Linked DNA regions of Homo sapiens: region 2 is linked to region 1. A link is a contact called in ENCODE POLR2A ChIA-PET data. All regions are on one chromosome and are shown on one strand. Each heading gives the region's core, a stretch centred on a gene start or an enhancer-like site at or near the end of the contact. The rest is flanking DNA. Distances are from core to core; before and after follow the strand shown. Region 1 holds the start of ZNF236 (zinc finger protein 236). Region 2 holds the start of LINC01879 (long intergenic non-protein coding RNA 1879).

What was found. ChIA-PET counts read pairs that join two places held with the same protein, here RNA polymerase II (POLR2A).
Region 2: POLR2A ChIA-PET joins it to region 1 with 12 read pairs in HEK293T. The contact joins the promoter of LINC01879 here to the promoter of ZNF236 in region 1. POLR2A ChIA-PET finds 5 or more read pairs at or near these places in 2 of 52 experiments (HEK293T and Panc1).

The regions. Positions count from the first base shown.
Region 1 is chr18:76,817,781-76,825,415 of GRCh38, forward strand. ZNF236 (zinc finger protein 236) reads left to right here and starts at 4,777. Exons shown (of 31, transcript NM_001306089.2): 1 at 4,777-4,882. The coding sequence starts at 4,828. ZNF236-DT (ZNF236 divergent transcript) reads right to left here and starts at 4,515. Exons shown (of 3, transcript NR_040024.1): 1 at 4,236-4,515. RefSeq lists silencers at 2,582-2,661, 4,359-4,548, 4,669-5,408 and enhancers at 4,059-4,138, 4,179-4,288.
Region 2 is chr18:76,686,625-76,694,259 of GRCh38, forward strand. It overlaps LINC01879 (long intergenic non-protein coding RNA 1879), which reads left to right and starts at 3,405. Exons shown (of 2, transcript NR_122073.1): 1 at 3,405-5,349; 2 at 6,620-7,012. It overlaps LOC105372212 (a long non-coding RNA gene), which reads right to left and starts at 799. Exons shown (of 3, transcript XR_935657.4): 1 at 245-799. RefSeq lists enhancers at 1-800, 812-1,788.

The DNA of each region.
Region 1 (7,635 bases), core at 3,527-6,026:
AATCCAGTACTTTGGGAGGCCAAGGCAGGTAGATCACTTGCACCTAGGAGTTCCAGACCAGCCTGGATAACATGACAAAACCCCATCTCTACAAAAAATACCAAAAAAAAAAAAAAAAAAAATTAGCTAGGTATGGTGGTGCACACCTGTAGTCTCAACTACTTAGGAGGATCACTTGAGCTTTGGAGGTCGAGGCTGCAGTCAGCTGTGTTTGCGCCGCTGCACTCCAGCCTGGGTGACAGGGTAAGACCCTATCTCAAAAAACAAAACAAAGCAAACTCTGCTGACGTGAAAAAGAGTCAACTAAAATTCAGGAACTGAAAAATCCAAAACCCAACTTAAGAACTTAATAGGTATGTTCAACAGTAGTTTTGACATAGCCACAGAGCAATTTAATAAACTGGAGGATAGATCAGAATAAACCAGAACGAACGATAAAGGAACAAAAAGATAAAAACCTCATATAGAATAATTTTTTTTTAAAAGTGTAAGATGATCCAACATGTGTGTGTTTTTTTTTTTTTTGAGACGGAGTCTCGGCTTGTTGCCCAGGCTGGAGTGCAAAGGTATGATCTGGGCTCACTGCAAGCTCCGCCTCCTGGGTTTGAGCGATTCTCCTGCCTCAGCCTCCGGAGTAGCTGGGACTACAGGCATGCGCCACAATGCCTGGCTAATTTTTGTATTTGTAGTAGAAACAGGGTCTCACCACGCTGGCCAGGCTCGTCTCGAACTCCTGACCTCATGATTTGCCTGCCTCGGCCTCCCAAAGTGTAGGGATTACAGGTGTGAGCCACAGTGCCCGGCCTCCAACACATGTTTAATTAAACTCTAGTAGGTTAGAAGAGAGATATTTGGGCAGAAGCAGTATTTGAATATATAATAGCCAAGAATTTTCCAAAATTGAAGACATACAACAATCCAGACACTCAGTAAGTCTAATCAATTCCCAATAAGACGAATAAAAAGGCATATACATCCAGATAAACTATAGTAAAATTGAAGAAAATTGAAGACAGAGAAACACTTAAACGCAGTCAGAGGAAAATATTTATTTCAAAAAACAGCAGAAAATATGGATGCACATAACAGTGGAGTTACATCATTAATGTGTTGAAAGAAACGAGCTGACAACCTAGAATTCCATACTCAGAAAAAATATTTTTTAAGAATAAAAATTAAATACAAATATTTTCAGACAAACACAACTGAGATGATCAGCAGACCTCCTCTAAAGGAAATAATAGTAGGGGTACTTCAGGTGGAAGGGAAATGACCCTAGAAAGTCACAGAAGGATAAAACACAATGATAGTGGCATATATGTGGGCCATCAAAATGAACATCAACAGTACTGTGTCTTGTGAAGTTTTAAATACAGAAATAACTAAAATATCCAATAAACTGTTTTAGCATTGTCTGGGAAGAGGAAAAAATACTAATTTACATTAGACATTGATAAGTCAAGAACGCATGTTATAATCTCAAGTGTACCACTAAAAGCTATTTATATGTATAAATCAGCTATATATATGCAAATATACATAGCTTTATACATAAATATATGTAATATAGTGTATATATAAAATACTCATATATATAAAAATATATATAAAGCTTTTTTGAGACAGTCTCACTCTGTCACCCAGGCTGGAGTTCAGTGATACAATCTCAGCTCACAGCAACCTCCCAGGCTCAAGTGATCCTCTCCCCTCAGCCTCCTGAGTAGCTGGGACCACAGACACACGTCACCATACCTGGCCGTTTTTTTGTATTTTTGATAGAGATGGGGTTTTGCCATGTCGCCCAGGCTGGTCATGAACTCCTGAGCTCAAGCAACCCACCCACCCTGGCCTCCCAAAGTGCCGGGATTACAGGTGTGATCCACCTCGCTGGAATGCAGTGACGCTGTCTCTGCCTACTGCACTCGCTGCCTCCTGGGCTCGAGTGATCCTCCCACCTCAGCACCCCAAGTAGCTGGGACTATAGGTGCTCACCACTATGCCCAGCTAATTTTTTGTAGAGATGGGGTTTCACCATTTAATTTAATTTAAAAATTACTGATAATTTTTAAACATCAGTAATCCAAAAGAAAGCAAGAAAGGCGTAAAGAACATAAAACATATGAGTCAAATGGAAAGTGTGAAAAGACATCTTTACATGTAAAAATATCAGTACTTTGCATAAATGTACCAAATGATCTAGCTCTTAAATTTTGCTGTACATCGTCAAATTACCTGCAGATCTTAAAAAACAACAATAACGAAACACCAATGCATGGTTCCCATTCCTGTCAGATTTATGGATGTGAGGTATGAACAGGGCATTGGGACTTTTAAAAGCTTTCCAGATCATTCTAAAGTGCAGCAAATTTGGGAGCCACCACTCTCATTCAAGATAAAGATTATCAAATTGGATTTAAAAAAAAATACTTGGCCAGGTCCGGTGGCTCATGCCTGTAATCTCAGCACTTTGGGAAGCCAGGTAAACTCAGGAGATTGACACTAGCCTGGGCAAAATGGTGAAACCCCATGTCCACAAAAAATTAGCTAGGCATAGTGGTGAGCACCTACAGTCCCAGCTACTTGGGGTGCTGAGGTGGGAGGATCACTTGAGCCGGGGAGGCAGAGAGTGCAGTAGGCAGAGACAGCGTCACCGCATTCCAGCCGGGGCAACAGAGCCTGACCCTGTCTTAAAAACAAACAAACAAACAAACATCATACACACACACTTCTTTTTTTGAGACGGAGTCTCGCTCTGTCGCCCAGGCTGGAGTGCAGTGGCGGGATCTCGGCTCACTGCAAGCTCCGCCTCCCGGGTTCACGCCATTCTCCTGCCTCAGCCTCCCGAGTAGCTGGGAATACAGACGCCCGCCACCACGCCCGGCCAAGTTTTTTTTTTTTTTTTTTTTGTATTTTTAGTAGGGATGGGGTTTCACCGTGTTAGCCAGGATGGTCTCAATCTCCTGACCTCGTAATCCGCCCGCCTCGGCCTCTCAAAGTGCTGGCATTACAGGCGTGAGCCACCGCGCCCGGCCACACACACACTTCTTAAACTCACTTAACTCTAAAGGTACACACAGGAAAGAAAGCTGGTGGTGTTATTTACATATGAGGCAAAGTTGACAATAGCAAGCATTATTAGAAATAAAGAGGAACATTTCACAATTGGAAATATTCAAAAGAGCTGGAATACATTTGTCTTATTTAAGGCATAGAGAGAAGACTCGCATGGCTGTAGACAAAACTGATTGGAGGATGACCAGGTACTAGGCTGTATCTGTAATCTAGGTGAGAGAGCATGGCTCAGGGGTAATATACGTGGGAATGGCTTGGATTTGGTTTATATATTGGAGCTAGATCTTTGATGAGATTGAGTGAAGGCTGCAGTGGGAAAGGGTAAGCAAGAATGACTCCTAGACACCGCTCAGCAATAAAAAGCACTTAAAATATTTATCAATATATAGATGAATTCCAACATAATTATGCTCAATGAACAGCCCCCACTTCCCTAAAGATTACGTGCGATACAATTCCATTTATATAAAACACCAAGAAAAACAGGTTGGGCACAGTGGCTCACATCTGCAATCCCAACACTTTGGGAGGCTGAGGCAGAGGGTCAATTGAAGCTAGGAGTTCCAGAGCAGGCTGGGCAACACAGAGAGACCCCATATGTTTAAAAAAAAACAAAAAGCTAGACATGGCGGTCCTCACCTGCAGTCTCAGCTACTCGGGAGGCTGAAGCAGTTGGATTGCTTAAGGGCAGGAGTTTGAGGCTACAGTGGGTCCCGATCGTGTCACTGCACTCCCGCCTGGGTGACAGAGCAAGCGAGACCCAGTCTGTATAAAAAGATATTTAAAAACTCCAGGAAATTCAAACTATAGTGACAAAAAGCAGATGGGTGGGAGGGGGAGGAGGGAAGGAGGGAGAGAGGAAAGGGTTACAGAGAGACGGGAGGAACATCTTCACTGTTGATTGTGATGATGGTTTCACAGTGTATACATGTGTCAAGATGTATCAAACTGCACACTTTAATTTGCGCCACTGCACTCCAGCCCAGGTGACAGAGTAAGGTCGCTTTCCCCGGGCTCGGCCGGCCTCTCCACCCGGCGCTCGGGTGCTGCGCTGCCTGTTCCTGTTGCCACTTCGTGTAAGTTAGCGCAGGCAACAACACACAAGACCAGCACACGTGAAATGGTCCATTTTAATGCACTGCCCCCAGGGAAAGGAACATTACCGGCTTCTGGCCATGTCGTCTTCCCAGTCCCAGATGGCGGTTCCGGGTTTGGGCTCCGAGGCCCTTCGCAGCACTAGGGCGGCGCGAGTAGGGCCGCCCTCCGAGCCATGCTGCGGTCCGAGGTGACGCGCGCACGCGAGTTCGCGGACACGCACGAGACGCCCGGGCCACGGAGGCGCGGGGCTGGCCCAGGGTCCCCGCCAGGCCGAGCTCTAGGGCTGCCGGCCCGGCCCGGTGACCCCCGCGCTCCCCTCCGTCCGCTAAGGCCCCGCGGCGCCGCGCATGCGCCCCGCCGCCGCCCCCGCCCCCACCGCGCCCGCGCCCGCGCCCAACGCCCCCACCGCGGCCCGCGGGCCATGGAACCTGCCAAGGCCGGCGCGGTTCGAGCGCTCCGGTGCGCGCGTTCAGGCGCCTTTCCCCCGTGAGCCCGGCGGCGCTCGGACCGGGCCGCCCGCCGCCGGGCAGCTCCGCCCGCCTCTAGCGCCGGCTGGGCGCGCCCCCGCCCCGGTGCCCGCGCGTGCGCGCCCCCGCCGCCGCGTGTGAGTGTGAGTGTGAGTGTGAGTGGGTGTGGGTGCGAGCCGGGCCGCCGACGATGCCGCGGGGCCGCCCCCCGAAGCCCAGGGAGAGCAAGGCGCGCGGCGACTCCGGTAAGGCCCGCGGCCGCGCCCTCGCGCCCCGCCGGCGGCCGGTGCGGGGCCCGCGCCCTGCCAGTCCCCGGATGCGGCGCGGGGGGCGCCGGGAGCGGCGGGGCGGGGGCGGGGGCCGCGCAGACCCGGGCCGCCGCCGCCGCCGACTGGCCGGGCGGGCCGCAGCGCGGGCGGAATGATACGGGCGAGTCGCCGCCCGGCCCCTCCGCGCGCTGGGCCTACTTTCCTGGGCCGGGCGGCGGCTGAGGCGGGAGGCGGGAGGCGGGTGAGGGAGCAGGCGGCCGCCTCCTGCGCGCGCCCTGCCCCCGCTGGCCCTGCCGCGGCCCGCGCTGAACTTGAGGGAAAGTGGCCGCCCCGTGTTCCGTCCCGGGGCCGGAGGGCCGCGGGGCGCGCTGGGGAGGCGGCCTGGCCAGAGCCCGGGCCTGCGGATACCGCGCCCCGGGCTCCTCCCGGACGGCGCCCCCGCCCGACCCTGCGCGGCGCCGGCTGCCCCGGGGACGTTGGGCTCGGCCCACAGGGAGGCCGTGGAGCGCGGGGTCGTGCACACAGTAGGCGCCAGCGTTGTCCGGGAAGCGCAGGGTCGTGCACACAGTGTGCTCCAGTGTTATCTGGGGCGCGCTGTGGGGCGTGCATACAGTAGGCGCCATTGTGATCCGGGAACTTGAACCCTGAGCCTCTGCAGACGCTGTGGGTAGTGCATACAGTAGGCGCCATTGTGATCCGGGGGGCTGGAACCCTGGGCATCTGGAGAGCGCTGTGGGTCGTGCAAACAGTAGGCACCATTGTGATCCGGGTAGCTTGAACCTGGAGCTTCTGGAGAGCGCTGTGGGTCGTGCATACAGTAGGCATCAGTGTTATGTGGGGAGCGCTAGATCGTGCACACAGTAGGCGTCAGGAAGTGTTTTCCCCAGTAATTTATTCTCCATGGTACTTTGCTAAAGTCATGAAATAACTCAGATTTTGTTTTCCAAGGAAGGAGAAAGGCCCAGAATTTAAGAGCAGGCAGACACACAACCGGGCACCCCCAGACCCTGGCCCTTCCAGCAGTCAGGAATTGACTTGCCTTCCAAAGCCCCAGCCCGGAGCTTGAGGAACGGACTTTCCTGCGCAGGGGGATCGGGGCGCACTCGCCGGTGCCGCGGTTCCCAGGTCGAGGGCAGTGGGGTAGGGGGCGCCGCGCTTTTTCTCGCGGGCGCCGTGGTTCCCGTGCGGCCTTGGACGCGAGTCTCCCCCTGCAGGCCTGGTCCCTGGTCCTGGTCACCCGTGCAACTGGAGCGGCGCTCCGCGTTTGGAAAGGGTTTTGAAGGGGGTTCTAAGGGGGAGTGGGCGCCTAGGACTCCCTATGGGAGTCGGTGGGTTATACCTTGACTGCCGTTGATTTTTATTTAACTGTTTAGCTTAGTGACTCAAGTGTTCCCCTTTTCTTGGGGATGAGTAAACTGAGGCTCATTAAAGAGCTTGTGACCAAACAACACAGGTGCCCCAGAGAAAGGTCGGGCCTGGAAACTACAAAGGATTGTGTTAATTTTGTGTTTAGGAAGAAAGAGGTAATGGGTAGGAATCAATGTAAACTTATTCATAGGCCACACCAAACCAGGAATTCTTGTCGTGATTGCACTTGGTAGAGTTAACACACGTGCACATTACGGAAACGTTGGTGACCAACAGGCGTTTCAGCGAGCTTTCGCACACCTCATGGGCCTTTGTGGGCTGCTGGAGAGATGTTGGCTGCACCATGACCCAGGTATGCAGATTTGTAGTTGGATAACAGCAGTGCTCAGAATTTTGATTAATGGTTGATGGTGTCTGGCCTTTAAGGAAGTCTTTGTTGCCTCTCCCGCTTTTGAGTTTTGGCCTTGACCTTATTTCGTTAGTTTAATTGTTTTGTTAGTATGCCATCTGCCAAAAATAATGTAAGGTGCAGTGTCTCAGTTACTTGGAAGAAGGCTTAGGATAGAGAAAGAATGTAAAATTTCCACGGCCACAGGCGGGGCACCCATTCCCCCAGTATCCCCATCTCACCGATGGTATCCCTGTCCACCTGGTGTTTCACCCTCAGGCCTCAAGAATTATTCTATTTCTTTTATCCCCCAACACACTTCCTAATTTAGTGTTGCAGCTTCTACCTCGGGAATGTATTTCCAGTGGGCCCTCCTCTTTCCATCTCCAGAGATACCCTCTGACCCAGCCTCCCTCTCCGGGCTGGAGAGCTGCAGGAGCCCCCTTCCTGGGCCCTGCTAGTCCTGGGCTCCTGTAAATAAATCTGTCACTTGTCAGCGTGGATGAACTTGTTAAATGTAAATCAGATGGCTACACCCTGATTAAAAGCGTGCATTGGCTTCCTCATCCCTTTAACAGAAACCCATTCCTCCAGGATCCTGTTGATCGGGCCTTGTCTGACTCTTCTCTCTTTCCTTGCTCTGGCATGCAGTCTTTTGTGTTCCTTGATGCCACATTAGTTTTTGTCTTAGGGCATTTGCCATTTCCTAGTCTGAGAAGCACTTTTTGCTAGTCTTGTGGCTCCAAGTGATTTAGCGTCTTCAGAGAGGCCTTCCTCAAACCTGCTTAAAAGTTACCTTTCCCTTCTGAACACCAGTCCTCCTGTAGCAAAGTGGTTCTCAAACTGTGGTTCCTGGACCCCTGGGGGTTCCCTGAGATGTTTTCAGGCTTCTGTAAGGTAAATATCATAGACTAAGACTGTTAGGCTTTTTCACTCTGTTAATTTTTGCACTAATTGTACAAAAGCAGTTGTT
Region 2 (7,635 bases), core at 2,155-4,654, 130 kb before region 1:
TCCCACCTCAGCCTTCCAGTAGCTGGGACCACAGGCGCACACCGCCGCAGCCGGTTAATTGTATTTTTTTGTAGAGACAGGGTCTTGCTCTATTACCAAGGCTGGTCTCAAACGCCTGGCCTCAGGCGATCCTCCTGCCCCAGCCTCCCAAAGTGCTGGGATTCCACGCGTGAGCCACTGCACCCGGCCCTTCCTACTTTTCCACGGCTGGCCCCAGGGGTGAGCACGCTGTTGCTCTGTGTACCTTTAAAGACTGTTTTCCAAAAAGTGGCTGCCATCTCCTGGGAGCCCGTGAAATTGCACGATCTGGAGTCAGCCAAGCCTTTAGTAACCGATTGTTTTGTTTCTTCCTCTTCAAAATGTGCAGGTTATTCCAGGGCCATGTATCAATTTTGTAGGTCAGAGTGACCCAGATCCAATCCTTACAGCACCAAGGCAACAATATCAGGGCCCTGGGTCCCTCCCTTGGCCTACAAATAAGAGTAATAAAGGAATTGACGTCAACAGATCTTTGTCATGATAAGTTACTGTGTTACAGGGATGCAAATTTCACAGCTACAGATCCTGTCAAAGTTGCTTCTAAGCCCAAGCTCTGGGTGTTGCAACTATGGTTTCATTATCCTAAAAAAAAAAAAAAAAAAGGAAATACTTAAAGATACTTTTAAAACTTGGTTTAGGTCGAATGCCTTAAAAAACAGCTTTCCTTTCAGGCCCCAAAGCTTGAGATTCTAAGCTGGAGAGTCAGCAAAGAGTGCCCAGAGACTTGGTTCTCCCGGAACCTCCGCCCCCTCTCCCACCCAGTGAGGGCCATCAGGTGAGAATGATTCATTTCTCACTTGAATAGACCCTTTAAATAAAGATGAGTCATTTTTCTGAGAATAAGTCCTTGACATCAAATTGTACAATCTGTTGCCTTTCTAAACACCTCAGTTTAAGGGAAGCAGAATGACTTCAATATCAGGGTTTGTAACAGGCACACAGAAGGGGCAGGGGGTGGGGCCTGGGGGAGGACTGAAGACCCTTTGGTGAGTTTCAGGAGGTAAATAATGACTTACCAGAACGACAGCATGGCTGCCTTCCCTGTGAAAAGCCAGTGTTGAAACATGAGTGTTTGTTCATCTGCAGCCTTGGGCTGTGGTGTCTGCAGTGTTTAATAAGTCATTTTTAATTAGCTTCCATCCACCGTGGTGCGTGGCTGGCTGTCTTCGCACAGCTCTCCGGGGCTGTCTCCAGGAGGCCCTATTTTATTGGCCATTGATGCCATGTCTGCTCAGAGATACAATCAGAAAATATGATTGGTGTTCCCGCATGACACACAGGAGGAGGCACGGATGGCATTACACAAACGGCCCAACAGGCCGGGCGCGGTGGCTCACGCCTGTAATCCCAGCACTTTGGGAGGCCATGGGGGGCGGAAGACCTGAGCCTGGGCAATATAGCAAAACACCGTCTCTATAAAAAATACAAAAATTAGCCAGGTGTGGGGATGTGTGCCTGTAGTCTCAGCTGCTTGGGAGGCTAAGGTGGGAGGATCACCTGAGCCCGGGAGATTGAGGCTGCAGTGAGCCAAGATCATGCCACTGCACTCTAGCCTGGGCAACAGAGCAAGACCCTGTCTCAAAAAAAAGCAGCCCAGCAGGTGACAGGGTGAGCATGGTGGGATTTATCATGAGCAGTACCCTGACCTGTCCGAGGGCACAGCATACCATTATCTAAATGACCAAGGTCCGGAAACTCTTTCGTTCCTGACTTTTCAGTGGTTAGAAGGTGCCAGAGACCAGCTACCTAAGAAGGGAACTGGCCAATTCCCAGGAGGAAAATACTGCCTGCCACTGCACTCAATTGGGGCAGCCATGGCTGAACAAAGCAGGAAGGAGCTGATGGGCGTGAAAAAGGACTGGACTGGAAGTGAGGACCCCAGCTGTCCAGCACATTTCTCAGGGAAGACTCACATGGCACAGCCCAATGCTGGTGTTCTTGTCAAGTGAAGAGTGGGAGTGTCCCGCAGCCCCGGGAGAATAATCTACTTGAGTCCCTGTTTTAAGGGGCATTACTGAGGGGATTCTGCTCCCTGAGCTCCTAGAGGTCTGAGAGCAAAACCATGCAGTGTTGTGTTTGCATTCACAGAGAGCAGGGAATAGAAATGTCTGTCTGCCTTCCCCTCACCCCAAAACCAGAATGCCATCCTCCTAGTGTGTCTGCTGCACTCATGGCAGCAGGAGGAGCAGAAGCAGCCGGGGGTGCTGCTGAGCCCCCACTCCTCCCCACCTCCCCGCACCCGTCCACCTGCAGCAGGGATGGCATGGAAAACCCGACATTTCATAAAGATTCAGCAAGGTCCTGTCAAAGCCCAGGGGAAGCCATATTCAGGGAGGGGGTCAATGTCTGGGAGGAATACAATTCCCAAAAGAGACTGAGAGTGAAGCCTGTGGGTCGGAGGGTGAATGAGAGAGGCTGGCGTATTTGGGAATCAAAGGTGTCAAGGTTTCTTGAGGCTCCTGTCCCTGTCTGTCTGCTTCCTTTCTCTCCGTTCCACCTCTTAGCCCCTGTGAGCAGAGACAGCTGGGGCCCCAGGCTGGTATGATGAGCAAGGGTATAGTTCCCTTCCCTGGGTGCCTTGTCCATTCATGTGTGTGCGTGCACTCCGGAGCTCCTCACCACCCAACCCTCTCTCCTCGTGGTTTTCCCAGTGTGGAGATTAGCCCTCGCCACTGACACGCTGAATAATGCCTTCCTGCCCACCCTCTCCAGGTCGCCTCCTCCCCACGTGAAGCCACTCCCCAAGGGCTCATCTTTGAAAGACTTTTTAAGGTGCACGTGTCATTTTCACATTTGCTCACATTGCACAAAGACCTAGTTGAGGAAACGAAAACTGCTATGATTTATGCTAATGAGATGAATTGCATTCCAAATGTATCTCAACCAGAACACACTTCGCAGTAACACGCATGAAAAGGAAACGTGTTCTATCTAGGAATCCCTGTGTTATTTCACTGATCTGCATGTTGTACCCGAGGGCATCTAGCAATGTGCTAATACCTAATTCAGGAAATCTGGATTGAACATGGGCACCTGTGAAGAAGTGGAAACGGCAGTGGAGCTAAGACATACAGCAAAGAGAGCCTGTTTTGTTATAAACAGCTAAATCTGGAAGTCAATGTTTTGTGTTTCTTGCAGAAGTCATACTTTTATCCTGTCATTATGCAAAAGTGCTGATTCATGTTTAGTGCCACAAAATCTACCTTTAAAGTGGAATATTTTGAAAGGTTGTGTTAAAATGACTCTCAAATCTCTTCCAAAAACTAGCTGCTAAGCAGGAGTTCTCAAGGTAGAAGTTGGAATTACCCAACCACCACCCTGATGGGATGCTCTCTGAATGCAGATGGAAACGATGACTTAACTGCAGCTTCGGATGCATCAGACACAAACGCTGGATAAAGCTGCTCATTCACATAAAGCACCACCTGCTGCCGCTACCTGGAATATCCACACTGGATAACTCGAAGCTTGGTGGAAACAGAGGTTGGAAAAAGCAGAAAATAAAACAAAGGGATGGAAGATGGGTGCTCTGAATTCCATTTCCTTAGAAACCAACAAGAGCTCCTTCAGTATGTCGTGGACACCTTCAGTTGAGCACAGCTCAGGCACCGCAAGGACACTCCGCTCATGTAAGTTGGCCTTAGTAGGTTTTTCTTCCATGAGTGAATTTCTATTCAGAGCAAGTAAAACACAGCCTGTGACACTGTTTGTCCCGAATGTCAACAGCGCTCTCTGTGATCAGCCCGTTGTACGAGGTGTTGGAATACATGAACAACGCAAACGGAATATCTCGTCTCTCATTTCTGTCTTTAATCATTGGCTGCCTCCACTCCAGTTACACCTGGGCCGTGCTCTGATCTGCAGGTTTAACTCCAGGGGAAACTTCACCTGTTTGATGACAGCCGTCAAGTGAACCAGATGTTACCTCTAGTAAGAAAGGATGGGCAGGTAGAGTGTGATGTCTGGGGTGCTCCTGACTCAGGGCGGCCTCCCTGGCTCCCCTCACCCAGTTGGACCTGGGTGCCCTTGTCCTACTCTTCTATAGCATCCTTGGCTTTTCCTTCATGGTGCCCATCACACATTCCAGCGAGACACGGATTTGTGGGATTATTTGCACCGGGTGAAGTTGGCCTGTTCCACTAGTTTCCTGACTCCAGGAGCTCAGAGCTTTTGTCATTCTTTCTTCACTCTGTGCATGTAACACACAAGAGACGTTTCCTGAATGAAGGGCCCCTGATGCTGTGGCACAAATAACAAAACATTGGGAAGTAGTACGTCTTGCCAGCCCTACTGCTGGCCCTGAATGACTGGAACCAGTGCTTCAATTTTAAACATTTGATTGACAAGTTATTTTCAGCAGTTTGCCCTCAAAAGATGACCTTGTGTCGTTTACTTCTAACCTGATCTGGGCTTAGCGTATCTACTCATTCCTTAGGTCAGCCACAGCCTCATAAGCAGCTACGTTCAATCAGTCGTCACAGCCCTGGGCACAGACTTTCTCAGCAAGAGTAATTTTCTCACTTATGCTAACAATTTGACTTCTTCAAACGCGTACTCTTTTTTTTTTTTTTTTTTTTTTTTTTTGAGACGGTGTCTCATTATGTTGCCCAGGCTGGACTTGAACTCCTGGGCTCAAGCAATCCTCTGCCTCAGCTCCAGACTAGCTGGGACATAGATGCATGTCACCGTGCCCAGCTCAAAAGCGTACTTTTACCTACACTGATGATATCAAGACATGATAGAACAAAAAGCATATTTCCTGAGTGATTTTTTAAAAATTTCAACCGCCTGTACACAGACTGTAACACCAGCAGTCGTGAGGAAGTGCTTGGGACTTGCCGGTTCTCAGACTTGCCTCTTGCCAGGGAGGAGACCCCATCTAATAACAAATGTCTTTCCCTAATGAAGTCCAGAACCAGATCTTTCATGGACCTAGATTTTACCTGCAGAGATGTGGAACAGCCACAGTTGGAAAACCATGAGTGCTTGATGTTAAATGAAGGCAACACTCCTCAATTCTGAGATTGTTTATATTGTTTTGGGAATGTAATCGTTGGAGAAAACATTTCTCAGCCTGGTCACAAACCGTCCCTCCCACAACAACAACAATGGAGTATAAGAAGTACAGTTTTACAGAGTATTTTGGGGGCTTTCTTCTCATGACAAGAGTCTTTCTTATGGTACAAATAGTTGTGTCCTTTCTCACAGCATAAAATATACACATAAAATAGTAAAACGGGAGAGACAGTACTGACAGTGGATGAAGCCAGGCTGACGTGACTGAGAGGCAAGTTTCAACATCAGGAAAAAGTGAGTAACCTTATATATCTGCTTTTTATTCCAAGGAAATCACACACTGGTGATTTTGGAGAAGGGAATCTGCAGGACAACGGCGGTGGGGAGGGGCACAGAGAAGCTTGCAGAGCGGTTGCTGTTTGATCATTGGAATAATGAGGAAGCAGAGAAGCTGACAAACTTGGGACCCAATGGCTTCATGCTCTGAAACGACCATTTTTGTCGTTGGAATGTTTTCAAATGTGCTAAGACTTGTGATGAGTCTAAGTGGAAAAAATAAGTTTTTCCTTTTCCTTTTCCCAGGGTAAAAAAAGATGATACTAACACACTAAGTTGGTCTGTAGATGCCTGTTATTCACTCACCAGCCCCTGTAGACCTTATAAGCCTTGTAGAATCTTTAGTCACCAAAGACTGAAGAACAAGAAGGTGCTCACCCACAAAGATCAGGGTGCATTTCACCAGAGGGTAAAGCCATTCTCAGACATGGTCTTTTCATTACAATGTGTTCTTTTCATTCTAGCTGGTTCTTTAGCTAGAATACCAGTGAATTCCATGTCTAGGTATAGATTAGGATCTTTGTATAAATTCCAGGCTCTGGGAATTGCTGCTTGGATGTTGGCACCTAGAAGTAGGAGAATGGAAGCCACATAGTGGAAATATCCCTGTTTCCTTTTGATTCTAATGACACCCACCTGGTCTAAGTTAATTTCCATTTTAATCTATGCTAATTATTTCCGCTTAATTATAAATTCCTATTGTGTCAAGGTTGGTAAAGCCGGGTTGAGACACAGTTTATTCAAGGCTGATAGTTCAATAAAAACATCTATCCAAGTACAAATGTAGTTTCAGAAGGTAAAAAATAGTTCTTGTTTGGATTTATAAAATTTAAGGGAAAAAAAGATGTAATGTCTTTCTCCAATTGTATTAGTCCATTTTTATGCTGCTGATAAAGACATACTCGAGACTGGGCAATTTACAAAAGAAAGAGGTTTAATTGGACTCACAGTTCCATGTGGCTAGGAAGCCTCACAATCGTGGCCGAAGGCAGGCAGGAGCAAGTCACATCTTATATGGATGGCAGCAGGCAAAGAGAGCTTGTGCAGGGAAATGCCCCCTTCTAATGACCATCAGATCTCATGAGACTTACTCGCTCTCATGAGAACAGCACGGGAGAGACCTGCCTCCATGATTCAATTACCTCCCACAACACGTGGCAATTCAAGATGAGATATGGGTGTGGACACAGCAAAACCATATCACCGATCAATGTGTTCTTGTTTACAGAAACAAAGACCACACTTACTCCTCAGGAGATACATGGGTGATCTTTCAAGAGACCATCAGAAAGAGGCTGCTTGGGTCCCGTCCGAGGAGAGACAGAAGACTGAGCCGTGGTGTACTCTATTATCTGACGCAACAGCCTTTTCTGCAGGATATTAAAGGACTTTATAAATATTAATTATCTCATTCATCCTCATCACTTTGTGAGAGCCGAAGACATTATAGATGGCCAGTCACCCATTTCACTAAGTATCTAAAGCCACCTTCCACACGTAATCATTAACATTTCAAAATACTTTCACCTCTTTATTATTCAGAGATGTTGAGTTTATGAAGGACTCGGTCCTTTTTGGTTCTTTCTGCCCCGCATTAATAAACACCTTTGAATTACTAAACATTCCTGCCTCTCTCCACCTCTTTCCTTTTTTCTACATTAATTTAGCAAAATTACAGAATGTAAGTATGTAAAAATAAGAGTAAAGCCACTCATAAGCTCACAATGACTAATAATTACCATGAATATTTGATGAGTGTCCATCCTGAACATTTTCCAAATACATAGGCTCACGCATTTTTACCTCCTTTAATGCTGTTTTATGTTCATTAATATCATTATTTTAAATATATTGTATGTAATTTTTTTTTTTTGAGATGAGTCTTGCCCTGTCGCCCAGGCTGGAGTGCAGTGGCCCATCTCCGCTCACTGCAAGCTCTGCCTCCCGGGTTCACGCCATTCTTCTGCCTCAGCCTCCCGCATAGCTGGGACTACAGGCACCTGCCACCATGCCCGGCTAATTTTTTGTATTTTTTTAGTAGAGATGGGGTTTCACCGTGTTAGCCAGGATGGTCTCGATCTCTTGACCTCGTGATCTGCCCGCCTTGGCCTCCCAAAGTGCTGGGATTACAGGTGTGAGCCACCACGCCTGGCCTATATGTAATTATTTTTATGTATCATTATTATTTCTTTTTTTTTTTTGGTGACTGAGTCTCACTCTGTCACTCAGGCAGGAGGGCAGTGG